Regions from separate parts of the Mus musculus genome. Here all the other regions are linked to region 3. A link is a loop called in an ENCODE intact Hi-C map of the cell type or tissue named here. Cell type or tissue: left cerebral cortex. All regions are shown on one strand.

Evidence for each region. Hi-C counts contacts between places; a loop is a spot of excess contacts. Peaks named below come from ENCODE experiments on the same cell type or tissue, not always from the same donor. Only the 100,000 strongest peaks of a DNase experiment are listed, where the experiment ranks them.
Region 1: it touches region 3 in a loop (2.7-fold over the local background); 3 of 42 quality-filtered maps call a loop at or near these places.
Region 2: a loop joins it to region 3, with 4 times the contacts of the local background. A loop is called at or near these places in 13 of 42 quality-filtered maps.

What each region holds. Positions count from the first base shown.
Region 1 is chr11:22,581,566-22,586,565 of GRCm38, forward strand. It overlaps Gm51939 (a long non-coding RNA gene), which reads right to left and starts at 2,882. Exons shown (of 3, transcript XR_003949864.1): 1 at 2,467-2,882. In left cerebral cortex, no CTCF peak of the experiment used is centred here; a DNase peak (open chromatin) is centred at 3,103; H3K27ac peaks cover 264 bases.
Region 2 is chr11:22,222,896-22,227,895 of GRCm38, forward strand. The region is part of intron 5 of Ehbp1 (EH domain binding protein 1); the gene reads right to left. Among named protein-coding and RNA genes, the nearest start is that of Ehbp1, 61 kb to the right of the region's middle. In left cerebral cortex, a CTCF peak has its summit at 2,921 (motif pointing right); a DNase peak (open chromatin) is centred at 2,933.
Region 3 is chr11:22,509,863-22,514,862 of GRCm38, forward strand. It overlaps Tmem17 (transmembrane protein 17), which reads left to right and starts at 2,421. Exons shown (of 4, transcript NM_153596.3): 1 at 2,421-2,721. The coding sequence starts at 2,622. In left cerebral cortex, a CTCF peak has its summit at 2,588; DNase peaks (open chromatin) are centred at 2,873 and 3,517; H3K4me3 peaks cover 1,582 bases; H3K27ac peaks cover 1,701 bases.

The sequences.
Region 1 (5,000 bases), 72 kb after region 3:
CAATAATAAAAAGAGAGCAGCGTTGGGGGATAATGTCGACATTTCCACTCCCAATGACGGTGATGTATAATGCTCAAGTATTCTCCTGCTTTTTTACCACTAACTAGGAACTGGGTTTGGCCTTAATTCAGACAGCCTTGGCTCTGTCTGGACAGGTCCAGACGACTGACACCATTAACACTTTGTCAGCCTCAGTGACTACAGTCATAGATGAACAGGCCTCAGCTAATGTCAAGATACAGAGAGGTCTCATGCTGGTTAATCAACTCATAGATCTTGTCCAGATACAACTAGATGTATTATGACAAATAACTCAGCTGGGATGTGAACAAAAGTTTCCGGAATTGTGTGTTATTTCCATTCAGTATGTTAAATTTACTAGGGCAGCTAATTTGTCAAAAAGTCTTTTTCAGTATATGTTACAGAATTGGATGGCTGAATTTGAACAGATCCTTCGGGAATTGAGACTTCAGGTCAACTCCACGCGCTTGGACCTGTCCCTGACCAAAGGATTACCCAATTGGATCTCCTCAGCATTTTCTTTCTTTAAAAAATGGGTGGGATTAATATTATTTGGAGATACACTTTGCTGTGGATTAGTGTTGCTTCTTTGATTGGTCTGTAAGCTTAAGGCCTAAACTAGGAGAGACAAGGTGGTTATTGCCCAGGCGCTTGCAGGACTAGAACATGGAGCTTCCCCTGATATATCTATGCTTAGGCAATAGGTCGCTGGCCACTCAGCTCTTATATCCCACGAGGCTAGTCTCATTGCACGGGATAGAGTGAGTGTGCTTCAGCAGCCCGAGAGAGTTGCAAGGCTAAGCACTGCAATGGAAAGGCTCTGCGGCATATATGAGCCTATTCTAGGGAGACATGTCATCTTTCATGAAGGTTCAGTGTCCTAGTTCCCTTCCCCCAGGCAAAACGACACGGGAGCAGGTCAGGGTCGCTCTGGGTAAAAGCCTGTAAGCCTAAGAGCTAATCCTGTACATGGCTCCTTTACCTACACACTGGGGATTTGACCTCTATCTCCACTCTCATTAATATGGGTGGCCTATTTGCTCTTATTAAAAGGATAGGGGGAGATGTTGGGAGCCGCGCCCACATTCGCCGTTACAAGATGGCGCTGACAGCTGTGTTCTAAGTGGTAAACAAATAATCTGCGCATGTGCCAAGGGTATCTTATGACTACTTGTGCTCTGCCTTCCCCGTGACGTCAACTCGGCCGATGGGCTGCAGCCAATCAGGGAGTGACACGTCCGAGGCGAAGGAGAATGCTCCTTAAGAGGGACGGGGTTTCGTTTTCTCTCTCTCTTGCTTTTCTCGCTCTCTTGCTTCTCTCTCTTGCTTCTTGCTCTCTTGCTTCTTACACTCTTGCTCCTGAAGATGTAAGAAATAAAGCTTTGCCGCAGAAGATTCTGGTCTGTGGTGTTCTTCCTGGCCGGTCGTGAGAACGCGTCTAATAACACCAGACCAAAAAAAAAAAAAAAAAAATAGAGCTTGAGGCTGGGGAGAAACTCTTTCAATGAAGCACTGAAGGTCCTGACTTTGATTCTCAGTGCTGGAGAGGCACAAACTGGAAGATCTCTGAGGTTCACTGGTGAGCTCAAGTCTGTTATGGCATTTTCTTTGGGACTACCAGCTCCCAAATAAGGACATGGAGACATGTTTATTATTAATGCCTAGGTCTTATGCCTAGGCTTGTTCCCGACTAGCTCATAACTTATTCTAAATTCTGTCACATGGCTCATTAGTTACTTCTCTGTCTTAGTTCCAGCCTGCTTCCTTCTCAGCATCTCCCTGGCTAATCTAACTCTCTCCCAGAGTTCTGATCTTCCTGGAAGTCCCACCTTCTACTTCCTGCCTTTGCTATGGGCCATCAGCTTTTTAATAAACCAATCAGAATGAGTGAGAGAGTGTTTACAAATCACGAAGACAGACGATGCTTAACAATACCAAGTCCAGCCTGTAATCGGACCTCTGCAGGTTCAGAAATCAGCCTTGTGTAATACAGAGACAATCTTTACACAGTGCATAAAAACATCACTCCAACACAAGTCTACTAAGAGGCCATGTCTCAGAGGAAGTGGATGATGATACTGGGAATAACAGCCAATGTAGTCCCTTGACTTTCTCACACACGGGTATGCCCATGTGCCAACACACACTCACATACATGTGGATGTGTGAGCACATGCATTTGCACAAATTTTTAATATGGTGCTGGAGAGACAGCTCAGCGGTTAAGAGCACTTGTTGCTCTTGCAAAGGACCTGGCTTTGGTTTCCAGCACCCACCTGGAGCCATATTTAACTCCGGCTCCACAGAATGAGATAATGTCTTTTGACCCTCACTGTCACCATGATCCCACTCATACATGCAAGCAAAACACTTACACACATAAAATAAAATAAATTAAAAATCAGACTCTGACCTGTATGATACCAGATAGAGGCCACAACTAACCTTGAAGAGGCAGCTCTTCTTCATATTTCAACCTACAGAGAAGACGAGCATCTTTTGCACTGTGGTTTCTAGTGAATGGATGAATCTGCCAAAGCCGAGAGGCTCCCTGACTTGTTGGCAGTGTGTGACCCATCTGTAGCTCATCGGCATGCCAGACCACCCCAGTTGAGATGGCTGCAGGAGGTAACTGGGCCTCTGTCACCACTGAGGTCTTGGGGCCTATAGAAAGCAGGCTTCTAATGAGCACAAGCACACACTTTTCGCTGCATTTTTACATTTCCCAACTGCCTTCCTGACCTCACGCACACATCCTATGATATGGCAATTAATTGTTCTCTGCAGCTCAACAGCATTGGTGTGCACAGCCATCAATGTGGTAGTGCTTTGTTTCTGATTTAATCAGCAGCCAGCCGCCCCCACCCCCCACCCCCAACAACAACAACAACAAAAATAGGCGAAACCAGCCAGCTGCAGACCCAGCTGTCAGCTCCCACCCCACCCCCACCCCCTTCCCACACACAAACGCATTCAGGGAGCCCAGCCAGCGTCCAGAGAACGTCGCTGTCACATCTCTTCCTTTTCTCCTCGTCACAATTGACAGGCTGGGGAGGGGAGGACACTGGGCTTGGGCTTGGCAGCAGGGTAGGAAGCTCCTGTTAACAGCCTGCTTTCCTGTTTATATGCAGACTGGCAAACTGTTAATTTCTCTTATGGGAGTGACAAACTGGGAGACCTAGGACTGGCGAGGAGAGGCGCGGGAACAGCAGGAGCGCTGTTGAAGCTGGGTCAAGAGGCTGGAAATGGGCGGGCAGGGAGCCCTTGCCTCCCTCGGGCCCACCACTGAGGATCTCTGCCCTTGGCTGTCCACACTTCCCCTGCTGTGCTGCCCCCACACAGTGCCCTTGGAGGCAGGCCATGAAGTCCCAAGGGACTGAAACCTATTTCACCAGAGTATCTGCTTAGGACCTGTGGGTTCCTGTCCTCTGCCAGCCAGCCGCAAGCAAACAGCCCTGATCTGGCTATCAGCAGAAACCATCGAGGGACTACACTCAGCTCAGCAGCCCCTTCCCATTGTTTCCCCCTGTCATCCTCATGCCTAGGTAGTGGCTCTCGATTCACTGCACAGGGACTTTACATAGTCCTTTACATAGGTGGGGCCAAGGCACTTGATCTTTTTTTTTTCCAAATGATTATGATGAGCAGCAGGGTAGAAAGATGATGTAAAGATAGGTTGTTGTTATTCATTTCATTATCATCGTTTTATAGTACAAAGACTGTTTCCAAGACCAGTGGGGTGGTAAATAAGGGCCAAGGATGAGTAGAAGGAGGAAATCACCTATCAGAGCCTCCTGCTAGGCTGAATGGCCAGGGTCTCCTTGTTAGCCTGTAGGCATAGGGGAGTGTTCTGAGATATGGGACATAAAGACCTGTGCTGGGCAACTCTATCAAGCTTCCAGCCCCAGAGCACTCCAATCTGCCCTCAGCCTGGTTTCCCAGGATCACAGAGCTTCTCAGAGGCAGGCACAGGGACCTTACCCTACTGTCTCACCACCTAGCTCCAGATTTATTGTCTCCTGTTGAATTCCGCTAAGGTCCCACCTGCTACCATCTTTGCAGGAATGCCACCAAGCTTCCTGGCCTGTAGAAAGACTCAGAGAGAAGAGCAGACTGTGGGTGAGCCCTGGGAGAGTGGTCACAGGCCATGGACATAAGACACTGTGACTGCAAACATTTTAGAGCTGTACTTGCCAGATGTAGGTCACATTTAAATATCCCTATACACCTAATTGTATTATTAAAGAAATGGACTTAAAAAAACCAACTATTTTGGAAGTTTTGATTACTATTAAAAGAAAATCAGGATTTTTCTTTTCTTTTCTTCCCCCCACCCCCTTTTCTTGATTTCACACGGAAGAAGTAAAGTAAGGATCTTTCTGAGAGTTCTTGAGACCTGACAGGTGGCTCATCCAAAAAACCACCAATGAAGGCCACTCCTTTCCAACAACCTCTCTGTCTTCAGTATGACAACCCCAGGCCACTGAAGTTCCCAATCCTTCTGTACACCTGCCGTGAGGTGCCCACCTCCACCCCCACTTCTACACTTTCTGAAGTGATCAGCCTAGGTCTAGACCTCTCCCTTAGTACACGTTTCCAAAGCAAGCAAAAGCTTTCCCACACAACCAAGCATGCCTTTCTGATCCCTTTTGGATGTTAACAGATAACTAAGTCCGTTCCTTTTCTGCTATGTTCTCTGTCTACTGGGCTCCAGCCCTTGCTTCCTGAAACTGTCTGAAAATGTGTGGCCATTGTCTGTCCACCTGCTCATCACCATGCACCATCACAAGGTATGGGTGTGCCCAATGTGTGCTAGGATAGGTATGAGGCAGATGTCTAGTCAGCAAAAGACCCTCAGAAGGCCGTGACACTCCCAGCAGCTGGCCCGGTGGGGACGGGGTGGAGTTGGACTGGTTCTCTGACATGCTGTCCCTAGTGCTGTGTAGGGAGACATCCTTCTGGAACTCTCAGGATTGAAG
Region 2 (5,000 bases), 290 kb before region 3:
AACTGCACTATGAAATCCATGGGTTAACAGTGTAACACACACACACACACACACACACACACACACACACAGAAGGTGCCTGCGGATCACTAGTTGGAGAGCTATTTTCTCTGAGTCACTTTTGTTTCCTACCAATTATCTCTCCCCTTTGGAACTTTTGCCCTTTCTGTGCTGACTCTTCTTCCCTCTGCTTAGAATCTCATTTGCCTAACTTGTTTTTTGTTTTTGTTTTTGTTTTCTTGAAAGATGAACTCAGTAGCCACTTACTCTAGGAAGCCTTTCCTAGCTTCTCCCATCTTTGTTGTTCTTTAACGCTCCTGAGCGTCCTTTTCCTGGAATCCCTAGCTAGGCCCTTATTAGTAAGCTTCTTGCGAACAAGCTACTCTATATCACCAAACACAAGGCTGCCTTGGCTTAAAGCAGATACAGTATTTTATATCACTAAGAACATTCACTCTACAGCTAGAGATGCTAGACACTGTAGATGTGTGACTATCCCAATTTCATAGAAAAAAAAAAGTATCAGGGAAAACCATGTCTGGGTGAACAGAAAGCACACATTAAATGAGCGAATTCAACTAGATTGGTTTATCATTATACATTTTTTTTCAGTTCACTCAAAACCAAGCGATATTAAAAGAACAAAAACATTTAGCTAAACTAAAATCTGTATGTTCAAATATATTACATCTGAATTTAGTTGGGTTATAAAAAAATGTCCAAAAAGTTTTTATTCTTTAAAAAATGCTCTGACACAACACTAATCACAGACTAACAATGGCAACACTGACCCGAACTAGGCATTTCTCATTACACTAGGAATGGATAAATGAGATGCAAATATCCCAAATAAAGACAATTCAGACTCATGTTTTGAAGTACGTCCATGTGTTGTATTGTAAATGGTCACACACAAAGGTACAATGCTAGACACTAACGAGTTCTCAGCACACTTACTTTAAAGCCACTTCTTAATTTATAAGGAGACAGATGTAACCAAAGGGTGAAAATCTTAGTGAGACTATCAGCTCTTTAGTTAAAGATAAGGTCTAGAAATTATGGAACACATAAATAAAAGAAGTAGAAAAAATTTAATTTGAAATTATTAATTTAGAAATCTAGGGTTTTTTGTTTTAAAGCTCTCAAGAAAAGAAAGTTTTATATATGCATGTGTACGTGTGTGCACATGCACACACACACACCTTCATATGCTTTATATATGTTTTTTCTAATCCTTAATAACCTAAAAAGGAGACATCAACTCCAGCATTGTATAATTGAATACTCAGATACTATAAAAATTAAATCACAAGCCGGGCATGGCAGTGCAGACCTTTGACCCCAGCATTCAGGAGGCAGAGGCTGGTGGAGCTCTGTAAGCCGAAGGTAAGCCTGATCTATATACTGAGTTCTAGGACAGCCAGGGCCATGTAGAGAGATCTTGTCTCAAATGACAACAACAAAAACAATTTACATCATATATCTACTGCCACACAGCTTGTGGTAGACTTGCCTGAAAAGTTTTGTTTGTATACAAGTAGCTTTTCAGTTCCAAGAAGCAAACTCAGACATACAAAATTGGGAATTTTGTATGAAATTCATTACATATAAAATGCATTACATAAAAAAGATTACCTCAAGGAAAATGAATTTCTATGAGTAATAAATCCCAAAACTCCATTTCACACTGTCTAATAACAACCAAGTAATTACTCCAAATAGCTTCTGAATCTAATATAAATATTAAAAGCCTACCTTTTAAAATCTAATATATACTTCCTCACAGATTTACCGCTAAAGATGGCCAATTAAAAAGTCCTCTGATTCTTCAATCTCTGATTTTTAGTGTGTTTGTATGCAGATGATAGGTGTTTATGATATGTATTCATATGCATGCATGTGGGGGCCAGAGGTCAAAAGCAAGCGTTTTCCTCAATTGTTCTGCACCTTATTTATAGAGACAAGGTCTCTCACTGAAATCCAGTGCTCGCAGTCTGGTCCAGCAGACTGTCCAGAGAGCTCCAGTAGTCAGCTTGTGTCTACCTACTAGGCACTGGGCACTGCAGGCACCGAGCACCACAGGCACTGGGCACATGCTGCCCCAATTTTCATGATTCTAGGGATCCAAACTCAGGTCCTAGATCCTCAGGTCTATACAGCAAACATATTACCAAATGAAATATCCACACACTCCCACCCCAAGTGACCTATCACCTCTACCATTCAGGGAGGCAACTACTGAGTCAGGCATTAAGAAAAAGACCCTGGAGAAAAATGAGACTGAATGAAATCCTAACGTGTTAACCACATAACTCTTAGTAGATCCTTCACCTTCTTTAGGTGTCAATATTTTTAAAGTAGGGCTACATGTCTAACCCATAATCTACTGCACTGAGAAAATGAGATACAGTATAAAGCACTCCACATAGCACCTGCTAGGGTGGATGTCCCCAGCAGACTTGTAAGGGTGGTATACTTGAGACTTCGTTTTAATGGGATATTTAGTATCTAGTATAAGTTTAATATTATAGCCAGGAATGGTAGACTATACCTGGAATTTCAGCATGCAGGAAGACCAGACAGGAAGAATACCATGAGTTCAAGAAAAGACTAAAATATTGACAGACTGTTTCAAAAAAAAATAAAAACAATTCTAAGAACTCATTACATCTTGAAACACTTTCAAAGTCAAAAGGATTTTTAGTTTCTTTTTCTGATACCTGCCCTTCAGTATCAGGAAAATGTATTAACTGACTTGCAACCAAAATCCATATTTTACAATAGAATTTAGCACTTTAGCTAAATATTTTATATAAAATGTTGATGCAATTTAAAGTGTAAGCTTATGCATAGACAAAGATGCTTCATGATAACCTACCTACAGAAATTACATTATTTCCAGGCCAGTCAAATCTATCACTTACCACTAGGGGGAGCTACAACTCAGGAAAAGATTTATGCAACGTCCCCAAATTGCAAAATTTTCCCATCTTATAAAATATATTACCAACTTTCTTATTAAAATATTTTAATTGATAAGAATACTAAATTCTTTTTGGAGGCCTTTAAAGGATGAGACTCACTAACATAACACACTATATGTTTATGTTTAACGTCTGTTTCTTTTGACGACTTATGTTTCACTAAGTTTTATTCTTTCTTTCCACCTTAGAAGAATGAGGAAGAGCTCTTCTACCTGCTTCATAGACAGCTTTAGTTCCAGTGCCTGGACAGTGCAACACACTACATGGTCCATGAATACTTACTGCTGAGCACATGGATGAATACTGCTCCGTGTGTTAATTTCAAAGTTAGAAATGCCTGGTTAGATGTTAGGTAGAGCAAACTTATTGATTTTGGGTTTAAAAGAAAAGGTCTAAGATCAGGCTAGTAATTGTCTCGTTGGTTAATCAGATGGCCCATGAGATGGGCTTGGTTATTACATGTTTACAACAGAATCCCTCTTCTGTGATCTGACTGGAAGAGGGAAGTGGGCAATAATAGAAGAACACTGACGACAAAATTGTGTTTAGTGCTTATTAATGAACTTCATTAGGGCTTTACACAGTTTCTTAGCTTAGTGTTGTTAACTTTTTGTTTCCTAAATATTACCAACACCCACAATATAACATAGTAAATTTTAATTTACTTTAAATGAAACAAAGACAACAGAAATGCATTGTGAATCCAAAATGTTCTCAATCTAATTTTTCTATGTTTTAGAGGTGAATGTAGGATTTGACTCCAGATTTGACTGTGATTTTTAATTTACTTTTATAACTTGTTCCTAAAGCATATATCATCTTTCAAAGTGACTATTTCGCCAATGTATGAAAACCTAGTTATATAATTACACTAACAGACCAAAGCATTAAAAGGCCTTAGAAGTTCAAGCCCACTTATTATGAACCTTAGAGAGGTTCAAGAACTCACTTATGAAAACAACAGAGTAGACCAGACTGACCTGTATCAGTTACACTGGCACAGGCAAAGTTAAAACACAGTGGTTTTATCCAGGCAAGTAGTACATGCTTCTAATCCCATCACTGACTTCCAGGCCAGCATGATCTACAACTAGGAATACACAGATAAGCTTTGTTTTGGAAAATAAAAATCTCAAACAAAAAGTTGTTTTAAAGAGACAATGGAAAATAAATATCGATGTAAACGAAGCAGCCATTGCCCAGCACAGCTGCCCTGTGACAGCATGGTGTTCCCACTGCCCGGCAGAGTTGCCCCTGTGACAACATGGTGTTCCCACTGCCCAGCAGGGCTGCCCTTGTGACAGCATGGTGTTCCCACTGCCCGGCAGACCTACCCCTGTGACAGCATGGTGTTCTCATACCGTCCTTTCCTTCAGCACAGTTCCAGGAGACTGCTGAGGGGTCTTTTCTTGCATTCATCAGGACTTGCAATGAGCACCAGGTTTAGCTATAATCAGTAATTATGCACTGCGAAGTTATTTTGTCATAATGAAACAATGATATAGTGGACAGAGAGGATAAGTAGAAAAAAAGGTTGCCTACATTAGACTCACTTAACCAACAAGTGTCCCTGTTGGTGTTGTATAAAGTGAACCTGAACTTTCTAGAGGAAAGAGTTAACACACTTTGATAGAGTTAAAACATCTGCATAGATAAAGAAGAAGATTCTCAAATCTATTTTTGACTGTTTAAACCCATCTTAAAACTGAAACAGATGATCTGCCTAACTTCTAATCTATCTTCCCAGTGAGTGCATACAGCATTTTGTTCCAGGTTTAGATTTACACGACATTCCTTGGCATTAGGTGGTTCATAATTTATGACAGTTGTCCTAATTCTTGGGCTGGCAAGACAGTTCAACAGCTGAAGCACCTGCTACTCAAACATGGACTGTAGTTCTGATCCCCAGCACCCAACTGAATGCCCACCTCTAACCCCAGCACCCAACTGAATGCCCACCTCTAACCCCAACACCCAACTGAATGGCCACCTCTAACCCCAGCACCCAACTGAATG
Region 3 (5,000 bases):
TGCTTCCTTGCCTGGGAAATCTAAAGTTCTGTCTCCCTGCCCAGTCATTGGCCGATGGCAACTTTATTTCCTAATCAGAGCCAAGTTGGGGCAGGGAGCCTCAGCACAGACATTTTGGGAGCTGAATCGACACAAATAGCAATGAACCCAATGCACAACACATACTCTGGAAACTCCCAGCATGTGAGGCCTGTGGCAGAGATGTCCCTGCTTTGCTATGACCTGCCTACCCAACATCGCCAGTAATGTATTTAGTAGATGCATTATGGCTATCTTGCATTCTCTAATAGTACAAACATTATTAGGATGACCTGAATCCACGTTACCAGGCTACAGGCACTCATAGTTAGCTCAGAATAGATTCTTTCTTACTCCCTTCAGAACAAGAACTATATTTTATGAAAAGAATTGTAAAATGTTACTGCTTGCCATGATCTTGACTTTTAAAATTGGATTTATTCATTTTACACGAATTTAGCCTGAAGTTTTGTTTGTACACCACTTGTGTGTTCGATGCCCTTGGAGATCAGAAAGAGATTTCTGATGGAGTTAGAGATGGTTGTGAGTCACCATGTGGGTAAAGGGAAATGAACTTGGGTCCTCTGCAAGATCAATGAGTGTTGGCAACCACTGAGATATCTCTAGGCCCAGAACCCTTTACCAGAAAGATTAAAAGGGAAGAGTGGAATATAAGTCTTGGTAAAGCTCACAGAGTGACAGGAATGTTCGAATATAGCTGGAGAGTTTGCTGAAACCTCTTTGAGAAAGCCTTGGCAGATCCCAATAAAATTGGTCTTACATACCACTTGCCTCAGCACTTCCCCGGACACATTCGACATAAACATGTTACACTGGCATAAACATGTATGTTTCAACATAAACATGTAGGTTACACTCTACATAAATGTGTATGTTATACTCAACATAAACATGTATGTTCATCAACAAGCATTTTCACCAAGAGTGGCACTTGTCATAACTGCTCCTAAGTAGAAATTACACAGGAACTTATCAACATGAAAGAAAATTCATAAAAAATGTTGACAGCAAAGTCAGATTTTCTTTTTAAACTTGAATGTGCAATCAGTCTACTATAAAGTATAAAACAGGCCACTGCTTCACAAGCAACTGAGAAAGGGTAGCTCCTGGAGATGATGATACTGTTGACTGACCTGGGACCTAATACATCCGACTGTGCTTTTCTTTATGTCTATTACACCTAATGGTTTGTTTTGGTTTTTGAGGATTTTGCAATGTATCCCAGGCTAACCTTAAACTGGAGATCTCCTGTCTCTGCCTTCTAAATGCTAAAATGATATGTCTTAAGAGAAAGCAGGGAAAGGCTGATATTTTTAGTTTTAAAATCACCTATATTCCAGAAACAACTGCTTTCAATACTTTTAAGTTATTTCCCTGTCTTCTGAAGCAGGTATGCTTGGCTCATCCACCCTCTTAAGAATGTCAAGGGCAATTTTCTGAGGAACATCCTTAGTGAGGTAACCCAATCACAAAAGAAGTCATTAGATATGCACTCACTGATAAGTGGATATCAGCCCAGAAACATAGAACACCCAAGATACAATTTGCAAAACACAAGAAAATCAAGAAGAGGGAAGACCAATGGGTGGATACTTCATTCCTCCTTCTAATAGGGAACAAAATACCCATGAAAGGAGTTACAGAGACAAAGTTTGGAGCTAAGACGAAAGGATGGACTTTCCAGAGAATACCCCACCCAGAGATCCATCCCATAATCAGCCACCAAACCCAGACATTATTGCATATGCCAGCAAGATTTTGCTGAAGGGACCCTGTCATAGCTGTCTCATATGAGTCTATGCCAGTGCCTGGCAAATACAGAAGTGGATGTTCACAGTCATCTATAAAATGGAACACAGGGCCCCCAATGGAGAAGCCAGAGAAAGCACCCAAGGAGCTGAAGGGGTCTGCAACCCTATAGGTGGAACAACAATATGAACTAACCAGTACCCCCAGAGCTCATGTCTCTAGCTGCATATGTAGCAGAAGATGGCCTAGTTGGCCATCATTGGGAAGAGAGGCCCCTTGGTACTGCAAACTTTATATGCCCCAGTACAGAGGAATGTCAGGGCCAAGAAGTGGGAGTGGGTGGGTAGGGGAGGAGGGCAGAGGGAGGGTATAGGGAACTTTCGGGATAGCATTTGAAATGTATATAAAGAAAATATCTAATAATAATAAAAAGAATGTCAAGGGCATTTTTTTAAAATATCTATGTTCGTTTTCCATTTCCCTCAAGAAATGGTGCACCAATTTTGCAGAGGAATTGCTATGGTGTGAGAGCTCCTTGTGGCTCAGCCCAGGTCCGAATGGCTTATTACTTGTGATCATCTTAAGACGACGCGGCTTTAAAGCAAGACGGAGGAACCCGCCATTTTCAGCAGCACTAGGCCACGTTAGGCTGCGGGCCCGTGGCCCTGGCTCGCCTCTCCAAGGGGAAGCCTCTGGAGGATTCTGTAGCGTTCGGGGAAGCCCAGGTACCAGGTCCCTAGGGGCCCCGCACTGCCCGGTTGCCAAGGGAACCGCCACGCGCCGCTGTGCCCGCCGACTAGCGGGTGTGTGAGAGGCCAGCGGGCAGGCCAGGCATGGAGCTGCCGGACCCTGTTCGCCAGCGCCTGAGCAACCTCAGCCTCACCGTGTTCGGCGACTCCAGCCGCACCGGGCCAGAGTCCAGTGATGCGGCCGGTGAGTGGCGAGGGCGCAGGCCCACGCGGGGGTGTGGCTCGCGGGCGGGAGGCCGCACAGGCCGTGCCCGGGTGAAAGATGGCTGCTCCGGCTTCAGCCAGGGCTCTGTGCCCCGGGAGAAACCACGGCCCTGCGGCGGACCCGGGAGACCACGCGCTTCCGCCGCCGCAGCTACTGCACCCGGTGGCGCGGTCGCCGAGCGGATCAGGATGCGGATCAGGAACGCCTTCTTCCCCACGCGGGTCCCCGCTGAGTCCCCAGCGTGACAGCCGCCGGCTCACACAAAACCGGGCTGTGTCCAAACCCCTCCTAGCAGAGCAAGACCGGCTGCTGCCAAACCGACAAGGCCTTCCTCTGCCTGTTCCTTCTTTCTCCCTGTATAAAAAACTCTCCTCCCGAAATCTAAAAACGAAATACCAACGAGTTAACTCCAGCTTCTGCCTCCTCAATCAGGAGGACAGCATACATGGTTGTCTCCTTTGAAATCAAGGAATTGGAAATCCTTTCGATGGCTTGGTTTGGGCTTTCTTATTTTTATTTTTATTTCTTAAATAGGGCATTGAAAAGCAAACCACTTGCCATCATTGCATGTTGTCACCTTGGTCATTCGTGTAATTTACGCTATATGGAGAAAAGCCTGTAAAATTAGGATTTCGTGTTTCCGATTCAAAGTGTGAGCCGTACGGGGCACTAAAATCGAATAATACAAAGTCTCTGGGAAAAAAAGTGTGTGTGGGGGGGGCGGGGGTGACATTTGTTCTGAAGTTCTTTAGAGCCTCAGCAGCCTAGATAGTCGTGATGGTGTGGACAGCAATAGAACTAGGTAAAGACATCAGCCCTGTAATTTCTTATGGTTCTTACGTGTCAGAAAATATTGTTTTCCCAGACATTCAAACGTGAGAAAAGCTGTTTAAGTTCACTGTCTCTGCCAAGACAGGCAATTAATTGGTCAGAAAAATTTGTCTGACCAATTATATAATACTTAAATTTTATCTCATTACAGAACTTAACTGGAACTTTTGTAAAATTTAATGAACTCACACCTTGTGCCTTGTGGTTCCTCTTCATTTGGTCTGATTTTTCAATTGTATAAATTTGATGTGTTGAAGTATGGACATGAGCCTACATAAAATCAAAACCCTGACATTCTAAACAGCCACTCTTCTCAAGCTATATCCCCATAGCCTTTAAAACAAACAACAACAAAATTTATTTGGTTACAATGCAATCAAGAAGTACCTGGGCTATCCTGAAATTTTCTAAGTAGTCCAGACTGGCTTTGATCTTGAAATATTCCTGCTTCAGTCTCTTTGCAAAAAAAAAAAAAAAAGACTACAGTTTCTGCTCTAAAGGTTCTAAAAGTATCAGCTTAGCTAGTGTGTAATTACTTTCCTGTTTTCTTCTTGGCGAATCTGACTGTAAGATCACACCCACAATGGATCAAGAATTGTACTGTTGCCCAAAGTAAAATAATAATAATGAAAAAAATCCTAGTGGATTTTCCTTAGCGCTAACAAATTTTAAAAATTCCTAGCCCAGAGGTAGTAGTGCATGCCTGTACTCCCAGCACGCAGGGGCCGAGGCCAGCCTGGTCTTCAGATCAAGTTCCAGGAGAGCCAGGCCTTTACAAAGAACCCCGACTTGGAAAAAAAAAAATCATTCCTATATTTGGGATAATTTAAGAAGTCAAAGCAAGAAAAAGCAGACCACAATAGTCAGCCTTGCTCTTAAAACTTAATTTGCTTCTAGAGACCATGAATTTTTCATTAATTTATTTATTTTTATTTTATGTGCATTGGCGTTTATGCTTGTATGACTGCATGTATGCTTGTGTTACAGACAGTTGTGAGCTGCCATGTGGGTGCAAGATTTAAGTCCAGGACCTCTGGAAAAGCAGTCAGTGCTCTTACCCGCTGAGCCATCTTCCCAGCCTCCAACCCCATGATTGTTTTAAAAGTATTAAATGTCAATTAAAAAAAAAAAAAAAACTATGCAGAGAAAAACAAAAAACAGTCTCAAGGAATTTGTAATTTCTAAATTCTTACATTTAGAACAACCAATTTAAAATAAGAATGTAGTTAAATTTATAATGTATTTTTAGGGTTCAATTTTTATAATCAAATTCTTGTTGAGGGGGTTGGTGAGATGGCTCAGCAGGTAAGAGCACTGACTGCTCTTCCAAAGATCCTGAGTTCAAATCCCAGCAAACACCTGGTGACTCACAACCACTCGTAATGAGATCTGATGCCCTCTTCAGATAGTAGTGTCAGAAGACAGCT